2 separate regions of the Homo sapiens genome follow, and region 2 is linked to region 1. The links are chromatin loops, found by intact Hi-C in ENCODE. Cell type or tissue: heart left ventricle. All regions are shown on one strand. Links, peaks and the distances in the headings refer to the core of each region. The heading gives the core; the rest is flanking DNA. Region 1 overlaps ANKRD22 (ankyrin repeat domain 22). Region 2 has its middle 3.7 kb from the start of ACTA2-AS1.

The links. A loop is a pair of places that touch in the nucleus more often than their neighbours do. Peaks named below come from ENCODE experiments on the same cell type or tissue, not always from the same donor. Only the 100,000 strongest peaks of a DNase experiment are listed, where the experiment ranks them.
Region 2: it touches region 1 in a loop (8-fold over the local background); 107 of 110 quality-filtered maps call a loop at or near these places.

The regions. Positions count from the first base shown.
Region 1 is chr10:88,832,764-88,839,527 of GRCh38, reverse strand. The region is part of intron 1 of ANKRD22 (ankyrin repeat domain 22); the gene reads left to right. Among named protein-coding and RNA genes, the nearest start is that of ANKRD22, 16 kb to the left of the region's middle. RefSeq lists an enhancer at 3,429-3,578. In heart left ventricle, for the core only: CTCF peaks have their summits at 3,522 and 3,724 (motif pointing left); a DNase peak (open chromatin) is centred at 3,717.
Region 2 is chr10:88,925,595-88,932,358 of GRCh38, reverse strand. No RefSeq gene overlaps it. Among named protein-coding and RNA genes, the nearest start is that of ACTA2-AS1, 3.7 kb to the left of the region's middle. RefSeq lists an enhancer at 1-84. In heart left ventricle, for the core only: no CTCF peak of the experiment used is centred there; no DNase peak of the experiment used is centred there; H3K4me3 peaks cover 69 bases; H3K27ac peaks cover 1,612 bases.

The DNA of each region.
Region 1 (6,764 bases), core at 1,641-5,640:
ACCATGAGATGGGCCTTGAAGAATAGATAGCACAATTTAAAAGATAAGGATGGCAAGCCAGTAGCCCAAACATAGAAGTGAGGAAATTGACCTGACCAGAGATGGGAGAGCTTGCAGAACAGCAGTGGTTTATACACAGTTGGCCCACTGAGGGGCACTTTAAAAACCAGGTAAAAGTCATAGATACCTCACTTTCTAGGAACTTGGGCACATTACACCCCATTTCAATACCAATTAGTGCAATTTAAAAAGATAAAACAAGATTATGTGAGAGAGAGAAAGTTCCTGGGCTGGGAGGCTGAGTGGTCAGGGAAGTCCTCTCTGAGGAGGTGATTCATGGGCTGATACTTGATCTGGCCTAGCAGGAAGCCCGCCATATAGGTCACATGCAAGTGTAAAGGCCAGAAGACAGAAATGAACCTGGAATGCCCCAGAAATCACCACAAAGTTGTGAGCAAAAGGGAGATTGATAGATGAGGCTGAAGAGAAAAGTTAGTCAGTGGGCCCTATCAATCCTGTGTCTTAGCTTTTCAGGTTGTCCAGAGCACGGCTCTAGGGAGCGCTGTTCACAGGTTAGCCCATGGGAACTCATGCACCCTGCTGGTAAATACTCCTTCTCTTCAATCTCCTCCTCGCCTACTAGTCTGTTTTCCTCTGTGCCTTCACTGAAATCTGGCTTTTCCTGGGCATTATGACACCTTCTCTTATGGTGGCTGCTGATTCAGTCTACTTCTTGGTCACCGTTGTTTTTTGACCATGGTTCAATTTCTTACTTGAAATCTCTGCTTATGGCCCTTTCTCTACATTCTCCCTTCTGTCCACTGTATTCCAGGGCCCACTTCCACCTCCCTGGAACACAAGTTCCCCTTTCTTTCTGTCCCCCGGGGTCATCCTCAGTGACCTCAACATCCATAAGCTTCATTCTCCCTTCTTGACCTGTGTTTCTACTCCAAATCAGATACCCAACAAGGCCACCCTTGACTTCTCATCCCTAGACAGAGTTTATCTGTAACATCTCTCTGATAACTTCTAAACTGGTTACTTTTCTAATAGACCACATGTACGAACTGTGCTCTGATCCTTCTCTGTGTTTCTATTTGCTTGTCTCTCTCTTTTTGCAAGTTCATTTGTCTTTATCTGGCTTACATATGATGCCCATTAAGACTGAATTTAATGGTAAACCACTCTCCTCTCATTTCTCTTGCCTGACAGACATGTTTCCTAATCCTTGCTCTTGCCCTCTTCACTTTCTGTACTCTTCCCTCATCTAGGTTTGCTGAAGAAAATCACAAACTCACATGGCAGGCTCAGTCAACTCTATCTTCTTACTGTGTTTCTACAACCTGGTTTTCAAAGCCATTTTATATTTTTATTCATTTCATGTAGACAGTTTTAATTACGATGGTCCAAAATCTTCCCCATCATGCTCAAAAGTCTCATCTACCCTTGTCTCAATCACATCTCCTGTCATTAATCCATTCATCTTTTTAAATGTCAATGCTATTTATTTAGTTATTGGATTAGTCTGTTCTCATGCTGCTAATAAAGATATACCCAAGACTGGGTAATTTATAAAGGAAGAAGTTTAATTGACTCACAATTCCTCATGGCTGAGAAGGCCTCACAATCTGGCAAAAGGCAAATGAGGAGCAAAGTCAATCATGGCAGCTGGCAAAAGAGAGCTTGTGTAGGGGAACTCCCCTGTATAAAACTATCAGATCTAGTGAGACTTATTCACTATCATGAGAACAGCATGGGAAAGACCCACCCCTATGATTCAATTACTTCCCACTGGGTCCCTCCCATGACATGTGGGAATTATAGGAGCTACAATTCAAGATGAGATTTGGGTGGAGACACAGCCAAACCATATTAGTTATCTAGATGTATCTATTTATTTATGACAAATATATAGTAGTATAATGAATGAAGATCAAACCTCTGACTTTCTGGCAAAAATTTCAGTCAGTCTAAACTTCTTTCCATCCATGTAGCTCTCTTTTCTCCCTTGCTTTGGCCTTAGAGCCAGAATTTTCCTTCTATGTAGGAGACTAATGTTTCCATCTTAATGCTCTCTATCCTATCATCTCTTCACTCTCTTTGATCAATTATCTACCCTCTCATAACCACTCCTGTCCATCTTCATTGGCTCCTTATGCTTTAATAATTATAAGAGTAGCTAACATTAATTGAGGGTTTACTGTGACTCAGATCTGAGCTAAGTGCTTCATCTGCACAGTTACATTTAATTCTTTCTGAAACTTATAAAGAAGGCATGATTATCAAAAGCAGAAGGAAACTTAGCATGAAGAGTCTAGGTAACTTGTCCAAATAACATAGCTGTTAAGTCGCAGAGTTGAGATTGGAACCCAGAGAGTTTGTTTCCAGAGCCTGGATTTGTAACCACTTGATGACACCACTTTGCCTACAAACGTGTGGAACGTTGGCTGGACACTGCTACCCCCCTCTTTGAAGTCTCTAGCTTTCCCTAACAGCTTTTTCACTGCCAAACTGACTACAATTCCTCTCCAATTGCATCCTCTAATTCTTCATAGACAATGTGCTCAGGCCTCTGTATTCTTCCTTCAGCCCCATCACTGTATGAAAATTGGCCTCTGCATGGCTGCTAATGATCACATTCAATGATCTTTGTCTTCCTTCTTGAAACTTTCACTTCTTTGCCTTTGAGTCTTAACGTTTTTCTGTTTCTTCTGCAGACTCTCTGATGACACTTCTTATCTCTTGGTGGATATTGCTGATTCTAGGTCAGGTTGGAGAAGGAGTCTGGATGTATAACCAGTATAACCAGCAAGTCAGTGCCACAAGTGGACAGATCAATATCCCGAATACAGACTGTAGCTTAATTTTGGACACAAATATCAAATGCGAAGTCTTGTAGCCAGAAGACATTTTGAAGGCTGATTTTTAAGACTAAAGTGATTGGAGATAGAATGTACGCATTCTGCAGTCATTCCCCTTGATTTGACTCTTGGCCATGCCAGTTGTGAACTATGTCACTTTGGGCAAGGAAAACAATTTCCCTTAGTTTCATCTGTGCAAAACAGGTATATTAATACTACTTTAGAGGGTTGTTGTGAGGATTAATATAGAATAACTGAGCTACTCAATAACTGTTAGCTCATCTTATAATTTCTTCCTTCTCTTATTTACTCACTAAGTACATATTGAATGCCTACCATGTGCCAGGCACTATGTTATGGGGGTACAATGATGAATCAGTACAGACAAAATGTAGCCTCATGTAGTCACAGTGCCCTTATATAGCTTACAGTCTAGCTGGGGAGATGGCTGTTAATAACACACATACCTTTATTTAGATCAAGGGTGTGGATAAGACAGTGGTAGGAGATGAAGTTGTAAAAACGGCATATGGAACACGTGAGATTGAAAGAATTGTGTGCAATAGTCTTGGTGAGAATGATGAAGATCTGAAGCAGTACTTTAGCAGTGAGGATGGACAGAAGGGTTCTGAGACTATTAGGGGATAGAGTTATTATAATAATTTCCCAAGTGTGTTTCTTCTACACCCAGGGTGCCCCCAAATTACAGAGCTTAAGGGGTTAAAAGGGGTTTATGATAGCTTTTCCAGCAACCCAAATGGACAACCTCTTCTCTTTTTCATACCTGGCTTGTGAACCAGCACTTTCTATTGGACTTCCCTTCTGCCCGCTGTCAGTGCTTTTCTTACGCTGCGCTGCCCCCTAGTGGAAACCGCAAGTTCATAACAGCATGGAGTCTTCAGCGTTAGTGCGACTCTCACATTAAATTATAGTCATGCACCACATGATGTCACGATCAGCAATGAACAGCATATACAGCAGTGTTCCTATAAGATTATAATGGAGCTGCCCTATACAGGTGTACCATTTTATCTTTTACGCTATATTTTTACTGTATATTTTTATATGTTCACCTATGTTTAGATGCACAAATACTTACAATTGTGTTACAACTGCCTATAGTATTCTGTACAGTAACATGCTGTATAGGTTTTTAGCCTAGAAGCCACAGGCTATACCATATTAGTAATAGGCTCTACCATCTAGGTTTGTGTAAGTAAACTCTGTGATGTTCCCACAATGACAAAATCACCTAACAACACATTTCTCAGAACGTATCCCTGTTGTGAAGTGAAGTATGACTGTACTTGTGCATCTCAGCCGAGAAGGAAGACACTTAGCTTCCTGGTAACTCTGTGTCTTGGATCTAGGAAGCCTAAGAAAGACTAAAGATAGGGTTAGTATTTTACATAATATTGCTCAAATGGGGTTGAGAAAGCCCTCAAAAGCACTGAGTGACTCTTGCAGAACAACTCCCCATCTTTTCCTCTTCTTCTTTTTAGTTAGCTCTTAGTAAAGACTTTGAGAAGCCTAAGCAGAGAGCTCCTGGAGGTCTATGTTACCAGGCAGGTAACATAGATGAGTGAAGAGAACCAGTGTAATGTGATGGCGAGTGGTGGGGACTGTGGAGAATTGGAGTCACTGCCACTAAGCACCAGTTATTTGGTATCCTACAGGAATATGGGCCCAGTGTTAGCAAAACTTTCTCTTTTTTTTCTTTCTTTTTTTTTCTTTTTTTGAGGCAGAGTTTCGCTGTGTCGCCCAGGCTGGAATGAAGTGGCGCGATTTCGGCTCACTGCCGAATCAAGCGATTCTCCTGTCTCAGCCTCCAGAGTAGCTGGGATTATAGGCACCAGACACCATGCCCTGCTAATTTTTTTATTTTTGTATTTTTAATAGGGATGGGGTTTCTCCATGTTGGCCAGGCTGATCTCGAACTCCTGACCTCAGGTGATCCACCCACCTCGGCCTCCCAAAGTGCTAGGATTACAGGCGTAAGCCATCGCGCCCAGCCAAAACTTTCCATTTTTAAAGAGAAGCTGGAAAGCCAGATTAATACATGAAATATTCTAGTTTTTTAAATGTTGTTAAGTTATTTAAATATTTGAGAAAAGAGAAAAAGAGCTCTAAAGCCACTTGTTTCCAAGCTATTCATGGTAGACCACCAATTTCCAAATGCTTGATGAGTAGTGCTCACTGCTAATCACTCCATTATTAAATTTTCACTAGTTTATGGTAAAATCTTTTAAAAGGACAATAAAATGAATTTTTCTATAAAGCTAACTAAATCTACCCAATATAAAGAACTGCTTTCCCCCTGGTGATTATATTCTTACATATTTTGTTAAAATACCCTTCATTTATCTTTGTATTTGTTAAAATATCTTTTATGAAATAATAGTATTGTTTTAAATACATTTAATTGAAAAATTAAGAGTTGGTGACTTAACACTGTCTTGTTGCATTTAGTTTTGTTTTACTTATTTTTGAACTCCAAATGACTGGGCATTGCTGCTAGGACAATGGCAAGTCACTGAAGGTTTTATTTAAGCACTATTGTGTTGACATAACCCTGGACTCCAGCAGTGATGTGGAAGATTTGTTGGTTGAGACTAGAGTCCCAGAAATAATCGAATATGAAAACCCAAGGGAACTTCTGCCTTACTCCTTCATTTAATGACTGAGGACACTGAGATACAGTAGGGAAGTGAATTGTCCACAGTCACCGGGGGAGGTAGTAACAGAGCCACAATTACATCCTGTTTTTCTGACATGAGACAAGTGTTTCAACTGCCCCAGTCCTTTCTGCATCAGCCACACAGTATGCTGAGACACTGAAGTGCCCAACTGTTGGAAAGCTTAGTAAAGGGAAGACTTCAGGATAACAGAATAGGTGATTTGTGAAATTGTGCATTTCTAGTGAAACTTAAAGCCCATGTATCATGTTCATTTCATTTTTAAGGTACAGAAGTTTGCCTTTAATTGCTGCTGAGTTAATTTTCTGTTAGGATGTTTCTTTCATGAGTAGGCCTTTAGGTTTAAGAGTATAACATAGTTCACTTATTGTGATATTTGGCTATGTTAGAACCTCAGTTTATTAGCAAATACACCCACTTGACTTTCCCCTTGATACGTCCCAGTTTCCACAGGTGCTTATGTACCTACCCATACCAAAAAATTTTTTTCTTGTCATTTACTCTGTGTATGTGTGTCTCTGTCCTATTTCCCCACTTGACAGATACATTTTACATGGATAAGATAACATATTTTATTCTCTGGTACCTGTGACTGGCACACAGCAGGGATTTGACTTGATTATTAAAGAATGACAATTGCAATAATGATAACTTTCATACACTAAGCACCATCCATATGCCAGGTATTACTCTAAATGCTTTTTAAAAGACATCATCTGAAGATTAGTCTAAAAATATTCAGTGTTTGCCTCCCATGTGCTGAGTGCTGTGTTGAATGCTGGAGAAATAGCAGTAAATAAAATGGGGTTTACGGCCTGAACTTCAGTGCCTTCCTTCTCAGCACTGCCTCAAACCTCTCCTGATTCATGCTAGCCCTAAATACATGATTGTACATAATTAAGAAAAGAATTACAGTATGTCAGTTGCTGTGAGGGAGAGATACTGAATGTTGGGAGTAAGAAAAGACTTCTTGGATAAAATGAAAATTAAATTATGACATGAAGGGTGAGCTAGGTGTTATTCAGAAGAAAGGCAGGTGGTGTGTTTTATGCAGAGAGAGTATTCAGGGCAGAAGCCCAGATGGAAGGTACCAAACATGGTTTGGTTCAACCAAACTTTGAAGAACAGAAGTCGAGAAAGGCTGGAGCAGAGGAGGGAAAGAGGACAAGATCATGCTACCTGAAGTCTTGCTATTAAACTCCCATGG
Region 2 (6,764 bases), core at 1,438-5,437, 93 kb before region 1:
AGATGTGTGGGAAGAGGCATTATTTACTTAAAAATAATCCTCTGTTGTCTTGGGAGGCCGAGGCAGACAGATCACCTGAGGTCAGGAGTTCAAGACCAGCCTGGCCAACATGGTGAAACCCCATCTCTACTAAAAATACATAATTAGCCAAGCGTGGTGGCACGCACCTGTAATCCCAGCTACTCAGGCATCTGAGGCAGGAGAATTGCTTGAAACCCAGGGACAGGGGTTGCAGTGAGCCAAGATCGCATCATTGTACTCCAATCTGGGCAAAAAGGAGTGGAACTCCGCCTCAAAATAATAATAATAATAATAATAATAATAATCCTCTGTTGTTAATGTGGTATCATTTGTGTAGCTAGGAAATTCTCTTTAGAAGAATTTCTAACAGAACAGCTTGGAGAAGAACGTCTGACTGTAGTTAGGGAGGAGGCTGTCTGGACCAACACACACTTGCAGGCAACCAGAAGCCATTGCTGCAGCGCAGCTCAGTTTATTCAGAAAGAGACAGCCAAAAAAAAAAAAAAAAAAGAGAGAGGGAGAGAAAATGGGGCAGCCTGAGATAGGGTTCTTCCTTTTCAGAGTATGAAGTAATGTTTATTCCTGGGAGAGCAGAGTCAACTTAAGTAATGTCTGAAGAGCACTATGAGCTAGGACAGAGAGCAGTGTCAAGGAAATAGAACTAGGCAAGGTTCTGCCTGGATGGAACCTGCAGCCAAGTGAGGAAGATGGGCACTAAATAAGCAGTTGGGTACATTGTCAGGGGTTCAAAAGAAGAATTATATGGGGTACTGGCTTTTATAGCCATGGGCTCTAACTTGAGCCAGGAGCTCAGGAGAGGCTGCCTCCCTGAGAAGATAGTGCTTAAGCAGAAGCTTAAAGGGTAAGAATTGAGTAGACAAAAAAAAGGGCTGGGGGCTAGAAGGGGTTAAGGTTTGGGAAGGGGAAGTAGGACCTGCATGGGATGTGTTCCAAGCAGAGGCCCAGAGATGTAAAAGTGCTGCATACCTGGGAAAAAGAGAACCCCAAAGAACTGGACCACACACACAAGTGTGACCATGACTTCACTACAATTTTCCAAAGTAATATTCATAACATTTTTTCTATGAAAAAATCAGACACCAATTTCAAGCAATGGAAGCAATGTTGCATGAGAAGTATGGCATCTCTGGACCATCTGCTTTTCCTGAGCATTTCACCTTTCAGGTTAAATTATTGCTTTTCCTGAGCATTTCACCTTTCAGGTTAAATTATTCATCTCACATCTGGGAAATGAACATGCAAACATTGCCACCTCTCAGTCTAATTTACTCATGGAGGCTGTAGCTCTCCCAGAATGTCCTCCTTAGAGCAATTTCTAGCCCCTTCTTGGCTAAAGGGAATAAAAATGATTACTATTTGTCTGGGTTTGAAACAATGCTATCCTCAAGGAAAACTGATGATGGAACAGGCTTCCGTATCGTGAGGTTAATGACAGTTTTCCAGAGGCCTAAAATTCAGGGGTCCTTAAGCAGATTTCCTTATCCTTGGAGAAAAGTATGTGGTATTGCAGACACACCACATCAAAAGGTGTTCTTTTTATACTCTTCTTAGTTCTTGCCTTCTGTTTCTTTCCCTGCACATTTAGTTTTGAGCCTTAGTCCTCTGTCCCTTCATTGAATCAATTATTTTTCTTCCTTTAAGACCTCTCTGCATATGCCATAACCTGAAATTCCCTACAAAATGACCTAAAATCATGTAACTTCAGGCCTTCCTTTAAAAAAAAAAATGACATCACCTACTCAGGCAAAAATATATTAAACAAGTAAATTCTATTTTTCAAATTTAACATGAGCTCTTGCTCTTAAGACTTAAAAAAGTCCGTGATTTCAGAGAGATGCCTCAACATAGTATTCTTCCTTATGAATGCTTAAACCACTGACTTTGATGGAAAGCAAGAGTAGTATTCTAAAGTGCCATGACTAGTGCCTTTTGTTGGTTGCTCTCTCTTTGTATTTCTAATCCTACCCAGCTGAAACAGCTGACCTGACTATCCTTGATAAAAATAAATTCTCCCTCTAAACATGGTGCTAGTGACCTTGATAAAGAGTCAGGACTGGTGTCCCACAACACTAAGAGAGTGATTGGAGTGAGTGAATTCTGGAGGCCTCAGACATCTTCATCATCAACTTTATTTTACTACTGAAATTTGACTTTAGAGGAATTAAGCTGATCACATATTGCTCTGTCAAAAGGAGAATGAGATGCTACTTTACATTTACTAGGATGGCTGTAATAGGATGTAGAGAAATCAGATACTTTATATGTTGCTGTTCGGAATATAACATGGTACAGCTGTTGTGAAAAACAGTTTGGAGGTCTCTCAAAAACCTAAGCCTAGAGTTACCGATAACCCTGCAATTCCACTTCTAGGTGTAGATCCAAAAGAATTGAAACAGGTACTCAAACAAATGCATGTACATGCATGTTTATAGCACTACTACTCACAATAACCAAAAGGAAATGTCTTTTTGGTTATTGTGCCCATTAATGGATGAATAAACAAAATGTCATCAATATCCATCAATGGATGTCCATCAATGTCCATCAACGGATGAATAAACAAAATGTGGTATATACATAAATTTATATACATAATTCATCCATAAAGATGAATAAAGGACTGATACATACTACAACATGGATAAACCTTCAAAATGATACGTTAAGTGAAAGAAGCCAGACACAACAGCTCACATATTGTACAATTCTACTTGTATGAAATATCCAAAATAGATAGATCCATATAGAATGCAGATTGACAGTTGCTAGGAGCTGGGGGGGAGAGGGAGGGAAGGGGAGCAACTGCTTAGTGGGTGATATGGTTTGGCTGTGTCCCCACCCAAATCTCATCTTGAATTGTAGCTCCCATAATTCCCACATGTTGTGGGAGGGACCCAATGGGAGATAATTGAATCATGGGGGTGGTTCCCCCATATTGTTCTCGTGGTAGTAAGTCTCACGAGACCTGATGCTTTATAAGGGGAAACCGCTTTCACTTGGCTCTCATTCTCTCTTTTCTGCTGCCCTGTAAAACACGCCTTTCGTCTTCCATCATGATTGTGAGACCTCCCCAGCCAAGTGGAACTGTGAGTCCATTAAACCTCTTTTTCTTTATAAATTACCCAGTCTCAGGTATGTCTTTATCAGCAGGGTGAAAACAGACTAGTACAGTGGACAAGGGATTTTACTCTGGAGTGACAGAAATCTTTTGGAACTAGATAGGGACGGTGGTTGCACAACACTGAATGTGCTAAATGCCACTAAATTGTTCATATTAAAATGGTTAATTTTAAGTTATGTGAATTGAGCTTCAATAAGTTATTTTTTAAAAATAAAAAACATACTGCCTTGGAAAGAACCTTGATAAGTACAAAATTTTATTGCTGAAGACAGCCTGCTGAATCAGTTGATTCACATGCCTTATTTCTGTAGGTAAGGAAATTAAATTTCCTAAAAGTGATATAATTTGCCCATGGTCTTTCCCAAAGTCAAGAGCACAGCAAATGTCTTCTAGTTGCTTGCTTTGCTTTCCTTGTCAGCCTTTATATTAGAAGGAAACATAATTGAGCTTTTTTTCTTTTTAAATCAATCTGTAAATGCCTTTTTCTCTTGGAAAAAGTGCAAAGGAGAATTTTTAAACCTCCTCTTCAGGCTCAAGAATATGAATTCACCATGCATTCCATTGGTACATCTGGGACCCAGTGAGACAATGAATAATTCATGTAAACAACTGTAATTTTTCACTGCCATCTCTTGTTTACCTGATAGAGATGCACGGGTAATGCTCCTTGATTGAGAAAAAAAAATCTAATTATCTCCATTTGGTTTTAGAATGTCTTGTCGTCCAGATAATGTCAAGGCATTTACTTCAAACAAACAAATTAAATAAAGCCAGTCTGCAATGCTCTTAATCTACCTTCCCTCCCCCAGAGTCCTTCTCTGTTTTTTCCTCTCTTGTCTTCTGCATCTCCTATCCCCATCCTGAAGTCCAGCAAGCTGTAGTGACAGACCTTAAGAGTATCACAGGCTTCCTTTCTAAATAATATTCCCTTCCCTGGATTTTCTTTCCCTTTTCCATTTCTCTGTCTGGTTATTCAAACATATACAGGAATATGGATTTTACTAAGTCCTTTAATTATAAAAACATTACAAAATTAAAAATATTATAATTATATAGCAACATTACTAATATGAAAATATATGGCTTTAATTAAGAAATGTTTTTTTGTCAAACAAGTTTGTTCTTCCATGAGGTAAAATTTAATACCTAGTATTATTTAATCAACTGGCAATTCCTTTTGAAAAATATCCTTTTAATGAGTAATTTCTTAAATCTATTTGAAGGCATCTTCACACCAGATCAAAGGTAATATAATAAAAGCTATTCACATTCTCATCAGAATGGTACTTTTTAATATAGTAACTATGGGATCTCAGAAGATGTACAGCAGAGCCTCCATATGGCACTGAAAAAAGACAAGAAACTAGCTAGTTGGCACTCGCATAGTTACGGATCAAATATTGGTGCCCCCGCCATTAATATGCTGAAACCTCATCCTCGTTGCAATGGTATTTGGAGGTGGGGTCGTTGGGCGTTGGGAGATAATTAGGTCATGAAGGTAGGGTCAGGCCCTCGTGATAGTATTTGTGTCCTTATAAGCAGAGACATGAGAGATGATTTCTCTCTCCCCCATTTGAGGGTAGGGCAAGAAGGTAGCCATCTGCAAATAAGGAAGGGAGTCCTCATCAAGAACTGGACTATGCTGGCACCCAGATATCAAATTCCAGCCACCAGAACTGGGTGACAGAAATACAGTGTTGTTTACGTCACCCAGTTTATGGTATTTTTGTTGTAGCAGTCCAAATGAAGGCCTGCCTTTTGATAGTTTAAAAAACAACAACGTCTTCTTGGACATCAGTATGCTAAATCTCTAAGAGCCACTAAGTCATGTTTTCATCAGCTCTCCCCGAGATAATATATTCTGGCCTTATGAAGAACAAAAGAGTAGAAAAGAAAACAAATTTTAAGAAATTTGTTGCAAAGAGCAGAAAAGCTCTTTGCATCTTAGTTGTCTTCCCAGTAAATAACAAGCCAAATTCTTTTAAGAACAAGGAGTTGAAGGTTTACCTTTCTTTCTTAATCATTGCCAAATGCATGACATTTCTCACGCATTCTTTTCACAGAAGATATTCTCTTGCCAGATAATTCTGCAAGACATGCCAGAAGAGAAACATCTGCTTTCCACATTTAGGACCTCCTCAGCTGGTTTTGCAACAGAAACCTCAACCTAAGGTCAAATCATTGTAATAACACAGTCTCCAACACAGTTGATGTGGTTGCAATGTGAAATGAATTGGGAGAAAACAGAAGTGAACCAGTGTGGCGCCAAATAAAATGTCAAATTTCCACAAGCAAAATCCTACTAAAAAGAAACTAGGAACAATTTGAGTAGCTGAGAATAATCCACAAACATTCTGCTTTGCTCTTCTACAACTGACAAGGCCTATGGAAAGAATGATTTCTGCCCTGCATGACAACAAAGAAAGCCATTTCCAATTCAGTCTGTAAGAGAAAAGGAAACAAACAACTTCAGCAAATATTTACCGGATACTACATTAGTTTGTGAGGGCTGCCAAACAGAATACCACAGACCAGATGGCTTAAACAACAGAAAATTATTTTCTCACAGTTCCGGAGGCTGGAAGTCTGAGATCTAGGTTTTGGCAGGGATGGTTTCTTCTGAGATCTCTCTCTCTTTGGCTTGCAGATGGCAGTCTTCTTTCTGTTTTCCCATGGTCTTCCTTCTGTGTATGTCTGTCCTAATCTCTAATTATAAGGACACAACTCATACTGGATTAGTGCCCACTCTACTAGCCTCATTTTAACTTAATTATTTGTGTAAAGGCCCTATCTCCAAACTCAGTCATATTCTGAGGTATTGGGGGGTTAAGGACCTCAACACATGAATTTGGGGGACACAATTCAGCCTATAACAAATACACATGAGGTGTCAGGCACTGTGTGCAAACTGACTAGCACTGAAAATCAAAGGAAGTTCTTAATTGTTTCTTTTTTTTCTACAGAAACACAAATCTGAAAAGAAATGAAGAACCATCTTTGCCTTAGGATGTGGCAAATGGAGCTTTGGAACTGATTCATATTCAAAAGAAGGATCTCCTGCCCTAGCAACACAGCAAGACCTCATTTCTACAAAATAGAAAAAAAATAGCCAGGTGTGGTGGTGAGTGCCTGTAGTCCCAGCTACTCGGGAGGCTGAGATGGGAGGATCGCTTGAGCCTACGAGATCAAGGCTGCGGTGACCCATGATTATGCCATTACACTCCAGCCTGGGCAACAGTGTGAGACCTTGTCTCAAAAAAAGAGAAGGTGCTGTCTGCCTGTTGTGAAAGAGACCTTCCATAGATAGTTTATCCAATGAACACTGGTGCTCATGCACATGTGTGTGTAGTGGCGTCTCCAGGTTGGTTAACAGGGTCTCTGCCTCACGACCAGTCCATTACTTAGTGATGTGGTCACATTTCTGTTGGTTCTTTCAGACACAGCCCCAGGGCCTCATTCTGCCAGCCAAAGTCAGGCTCTGGTTTGCCGCCTCCAACAGTCCCACTCTGTGAGATCCTGGTTAATTTGGTTTGTACTTGGCAAAAAAAAAAAAAAAAAAAAAAAAAAAAAAACCTACAAAAAAGTGCCAAGAATGTCTCCT